Regions from separate parts of the Homo sapiens genome. Here region 1 is linked to region 2. Evidence: chromatin contacts called from ENCODE Hi-C or POLR2A ChIA-PET data. All regions are on one chromosome and are shown on one strand. Each heading gives the region's core, a stretch centred on a gene start or an enhancer-like site at or near the end of the contact. The rest is flanking DNA. Distances are from core to core; before and after follow the strand shown. Region 1 has its middle 55 kb from the start of BCL6. Region 2 overlaps TPRG1 (tumor protein p63 regulated 1).

The links. A loop is a pair of places that touch in the nucleus more often than their neighbours do. ChIA-PET counts read pairs that join two places held with the same protein, here RNA polymerase II (POLR2A). Pooled maps may share reads with other maps.
Region 1: a loop to region 2 is called in a map of naive thymus-derived CD4-positive, alpha-beta T cell, with 13 times the contacts of the local background. The contact joins two enhancer-like sites. A Hi-C loop is called at or near these places in 1 of 168 maps with a recorded cell type or tissue (naive thymus-derived CD4-positive, alpha-beta T cell) and 6 of 50 pooled maps. POLR2A ChIA-PET finds 5 or more read pairs at or near these places in 1 of 52 experiments (WTC11).

Annotation. Positions count from the first base shown.
Region 1 is chr3:187,798,786-187,801,485 of GRCh38, forward strand. No RefSeq gene overlaps it. Among named protein-coding and RNA genes, the nearest start is that of BCL6, 55 kb to the left of the region's middle. Within about 2 kb of position 1,371, at least 3 of the 41 ENCODE cell types and tissues checked have a DNase peak (open chromatin) inside an H3K27ac peak, as active enhancers do.
Region 2 is chr3:189,323,444-189,326,143 of GRCh38, forward strand. It overlaps TPRG1 (tumor protein p63 regulated 1), which reads left to right. Exons shown (of 6, transcript NM_198485.4): 6 at 1-1,861. Among named protein-coding and RNA genes, the nearest start is that of TPRG1-AS2, 84 kb to the left of the region's middle. RefSeq lists an enhancer at 623-1,822. Within about 2 kb of position 1,433, at least 6 of the 41 ENCODE cell types and tissues checked have a DNase peak (open chromatin) inside an H3K27ac peak, as active enhancers do.

The sequences.
Region 1 (2,700 bases), core at 121-2,620, 1.5 Mb before region 2:
CCTCTGCCTGAAAGACTTGCCTCAAAGATCCTATCCTCTTTTCGTGCTCTAGCTTAAATTCTATCCTTTCTAAGAACCTTTGCCGATAATCAGCTCCACCATGCAGAACTAATGTTCATCTGCTCCTCAATACTTTTTATAATAAATGTTCTAACATTCTCCCTCCACACCTCCCTGCAAGTTGAGGGAGCCAGCTCTGGCCTTGGCCAGCCCAGAAAGGGTCTCCCACAGTGCAGTGGCGGGCTAAAGGGCTCCTCAAGTGCCGCCAAAGTGGGAGCCCAGGCAGAGGAGGCGCCGAGAGTGAGCGAGGGCTGTGAGGGCTGCCAGCGCGCTGTCACCTCTCAACATGTCGTGGTCTATCTTTTGCAGAGGTTTTGTGAACGTTTCTACTTGCTATATTATGAGCTCTGTGGGAGAAGTGCCCATGTCACTTGAATTTTTGGATCCTCTGCAGCACAGAGAGCTTAGTGCCTGACACTTAGGCTAACTCTGTACTGAGCAATTGCCATATGCCAGGTACTGCACAGGCTGTGCGATACTTCATCCTCACAACGGATGATGAAACTGGGCTCAGAGAGTCTAAGTAAACTACTCAAGGCACCAGCAGGTGATACAATCTAGTTTTAAACAAGGGTGCCTCTTAATGAACAGCCTACACCACTTTCCCACAAGGGGCCACAATGCATGCTGAATGGTTTTGTAACCATTTGGAGAAGAGGTTGAAGATGTACTGAACAAGCATTTTCTGATTACCTAGGGAGATTTCTAAAGGTTTTTTTTTTGAGAGTTGGCGTTTGCTTTTATCCCCAAAAACTGAATAGGAATTTGACCAAGAAAAAAAGGTAAGGATATTCTAGTAAGAGAATAAAATTTGAGCTCAGTCTTCCATAGAGTGTAAGGGATTTTTTTTTAAGGGGTAGATGAGAACTATTTACTGATTAATTTCCCCAGTCAGACTGTCAGCAATAGAGGGAAGAAAGCATCTGGGTCTTGCTCAGGGCTGTTTCTCTGTTGCCTATGGCAGAGCCTAATACAGAGCACATGTTGGATAAATATTTTGTCAAAATTAACCTATTCAATAAATACTATCTAAGCAATTCTTGCATGCATATCTTTTAAATTCACTCTTGGCCTGGAATGCTAAACCCTAATTGTCTTAATGAAGGCTTTAAAAGCCCAAACCAAAACTTTTAGACCCTGAAAGTGAAACCTCCAGTCCCTAGAAAGTTCACTGACCAACCCAGTTTCACTGACTGGCTGAGTGAAAAACAAACATTAAACCAACAGAACAAGCTATGAAAATCAAATAAGAAAAAAAAGAAAAAGATTGAAGTTCCAAGAAACTTAGATATTTTCAGTAATGTGCCTTCTGCAAGGAAACTTGAGGGCTTCAATGACGTCAGTTTCATTTCCAGTAGAGAGCTTTTACCTTTTATCTCTTCAAAAAGAGACTAAAAGCCCCTCTGTCCAGCAGCTAGCTGTGTCGTGGGTGTGGGTCTAAAGACATCAAGGGAACTGAGGCAGAATCAACGAGGTTCTTCTCACATTGCATTGGGTTTTTTCACATGTCTTCGTATTTTTTTTTTTCACATCTCCTCATTTTTGTGTGAGAATAAGCTGTAAGCAAGTCTGTGTCAGTGAGCATATTCAGATCACAACATTTATTGAATCAGTGAGTCAGAAAATGGCTCAAAGCTTAGCATGATGAAGTAGAAAATGCATTCTCCTTAGGGCAGGAGAATGGGCCTGTTCTTTCTCCATCATTTATTAGCTGGGTGACCTTGAACAGTCACCTCTTTTCTCTGGGCCTCAGTTTCCCCTTCCAGCTATGACATATTTAGCAGATCCTCCTTATGATAGGAGAAAAATATGCTTGCAAAACATCTATAGTCGGTTTTAGAAATGAGACATTATGAAAAGCTTTCTAAGTGCATGGTGATCTGGGAATTGGAGGTAGGGTTTTTGTTTTGTTTTGTTTTTTGTTTTTCCTCCAACACAGTTTCCCCACCTTGGCACTCTAGACATTTTGGCCTGAATAATTCTTTGTTATTGGGGGTGGGGGTGGTGGCTGCCTTGTGCATTGTAGGATGTTTTGTAAAATCTCTAACCTTTAGTCACTAAATACTAGGGACACCCACTCCCTTCTGTCCAGTTGTGACAACACAAAATGTCTCCAGACATTGTTAAATGTCCACCAGGGGCAAAATTGCCCCCAGTTGAGAAACAGCACCTCTGTTGCATTTTCAACTAAAATTGATGGATTCCTTAAAAGAATGTAGCTGAGACTGGACTTCAGAAGGTATAGTAACCAAACAAAGAGGCTCCCTCCATTTCTGTTGACCTAAAGATGTGGTGTCCCTGGGCGCTCAAGAAAGTTAGAAGTGCATGAAGTCTGGAGGCAGGAAACCACCATCTGAGTTCCTGCATTATCTTTGACGGCCTGTGTGAACTTCATCATGTTGCTTGACCTCTCTGAGCCTCAGGGACCCCATGAATCCAGAGGAAGTAATTCCTCTCCTCCATGAGCCTTCTTTGTGCCATATCCCCTCTTGCACACACACATCACCACAAGGTTGTTAGGAGACCAAAAGTAATTTACGTGAAAGACACTGTAAGCTAAAAGGCACAGAACAAACATGTGGTATCGCTCTGAAGATTTTTCTTTTTCCTGAGAGACCAAAGAAAAGGAACTTTTATTCC
Region 2 (2,700 bases), core at 183-2,682:
TGAGGTTAAATTCTTTTATTAAACAGAAAGTTTTGAGTATTTGCCTAGAGAGTGATGTGACTTTTGCAGCAGAAGGTGGGAAAACATCCAAGGGAACTACATTTCCTCCAGAAATTGTTTCTTCATTACCATCGACCTACTGATTATGGTTTTCTCATTTTACACTTGGTGTTCTTACTTGGGATCTTTGTCCTTAAGCTCAACAGGGAGCCACAACCCAGGGGACCTATGTGTACACTTGGAGTTTTTATCAGACTATCATTTGAACTTACCACTACAGTTTAGCAAATGGCATGATGAGTTTGATTGATAATAGGAGTAGACGCAAGATACATTAAGTAGAGTACAAAGCATTTCATAACCAAAATGTCATGGTTGGAGGTCTTCATTATTCGGTCTTTATCTCATTCAGGAATTTCCACTTGAAAAATCTCTGATAAGCTTTATTTCAGAAACTGCTTGAACAGCTCCACTGACAAATGCCTCACTATCTTCTGATACATCGTAGGCAGTTCTGAGGGTGAGAAAGTTCAAAGCAGATAGATGTTTTAACACAACAGGAGGACTTTTAAACAATCACCAGGACTCACTCCTCGGTGGTCAATTGGGCCTGTTTGGAGGCCTGACCTTTGGTCATCTTAAGGTCATCTAAGGCAGAAAAGAGAAGCTCACTTATAAGTTGGCACTTCTGAATCATTTGCCTTGAGGTCCATTTTTTATTCAGCCTTTGTTTAAACCTTCTTAGGAAGCCAGTTTGTAGAGTTCTGGGGATAAGAAGGCAGAAAAACCATGTCAATTCAGTGCTTTTATTTCACAGAAAATGAAGCAAAGGCCTAGAAACTAGAAAGACATTTCTCAAAAAGAAGATGGTGAACTTTTGGAAATACTGAGATTAGACTACATTTTCCAATTTCTATCCCTAGCCCACTGCTCTTTCCAATATAATATCTGTATTCCATGGGAAAGACATGCCATCTGAATTGATGTATCGTAGTTGTTGAGATAATTTTGAAATGAGAAAACAATAGGGCACAGTCGTTTGGGAAGAATTTCCAGAAATTGCCATCATTTTCTTAAAGGCTAAGGACACTTATAGAGCTCTCCGATTTCCTATCTGATAAAAAAAGCCCAAACAAAGCTGCGGAAGCTGGCAGAGCCAGCAGATATTTTGTAAGGCAGCTTCACCTCTGCTGGCATTTTGTGGGGCAGGAGAGGGGGAGGGCAAAGGTATTAAATTTAGGCTTAAAAGCTCCTCAGAAATTCTTTACACACAAGAGACCAAGTTGGAGAAAAGAAGATGACTTGTGCCAAGGGGAAGAAAGAGAGAGACTAATGCCTGTGGTTTTCAAAGGTTAACAACAACATAAAAAAGCCAAGGTATTTGCACAGGGATGAATGCTCATTGGCTCTTGGCCAACAATTATACAAGGGCTTGTGCCCACATCCTGTAGCTGTGGTTTAGGGACGCTGCTCATGAGTGACTTCTTATGCTTAGTGGCAGGAAACTTTAGTCACTGATGTGTAAACTCACCTTTGGTCTGCACCTCCCACAACGTGCTCCGAAAGCAGTTAGGGGACTAGGCCTCTTGATTTCCTTGTAGATACCAGTTCCCCAGAAGCTAAGGAAAAACTCTGAGGCCTTGGAGTTACTGAGAGTGGACCAATACTTGTCTTATTCTACCTGATTTTGGCAACTGCTTAGGGTTCTTCTGTATCCACAAAAAGGAATTATGATATCCTCTGCTAAACCCTCTCTTTAGCCTCAAAGCCCAAGACCAAAAAAAATGAGCCATATTTCATTGCAGGCCTGCTGCCAATGTGAAATATAAGGAATAAAGTCATGAGACTGCTTCTCAACCTAGACCTTGTATCTCGTGTGCTATTTTATATTCGATTTTAAAAAGCTCTTAGTAAATATCTCAGTCCCCTTTTCAGTGAAGCCAAATGGAATTTGCAAGCCCAGTTTAATTAACTCCTACGTTTTTAAGGTAGATATGACAGATCATGATATATTGTGGATGCGTTGAGATCAAGTGTTCTGAACCACCAACTTGTCTGTCGTGTCCTGCCCATAATGCTTACCCCATGCATCTCAGAAATTCCTTTTCCTTTTTTAATATTGTCTGAGCACTCTTCACGGAATCTGAGATTAGAAAGGATCTTAAAGGTCATGTAGTTTAGCCTCCTTTGGTTGAGGTTGCAGGAATGCCCTCAACCAGAGCATGCACAGCAGATGGAAAATCAGCTTCTGTGTGAACATTCCAAGAGCCCAGAACTCCTTGCTTTCTAAAGCAGTTAATTCCACTACTGAGCAACAGCAACAAGTAGAAGGTTTTTCTGGACATTGCACCCAAACCTCTCTCCTTGGAAATGTATAGATTTGATGCTAGATATTCCTTTGAAGGTATCCCAAATAAATTAATTTCCTAGTTCACATATTCACACTTTCTATAAAGGCAGGTGCTCTCCTAAAAGGTAGTGACAGTAGTTTTATTTTTGTATTTAGAGACAAAACTCCAGTGAGCACAATCATTTTTAAATATGATGCATTATCCAGAGTCCTTATCGAGCTTGTCTCTTCTTTGTAGACTATTCTGTTTGGTAAACACTTCTTTTAAAATATTATATTCAACACTTGTCTTGGCAGTTCATATATAGATTAATCAGTGCAAATTAGAATGGAGTTGTTCTTTATTTGCC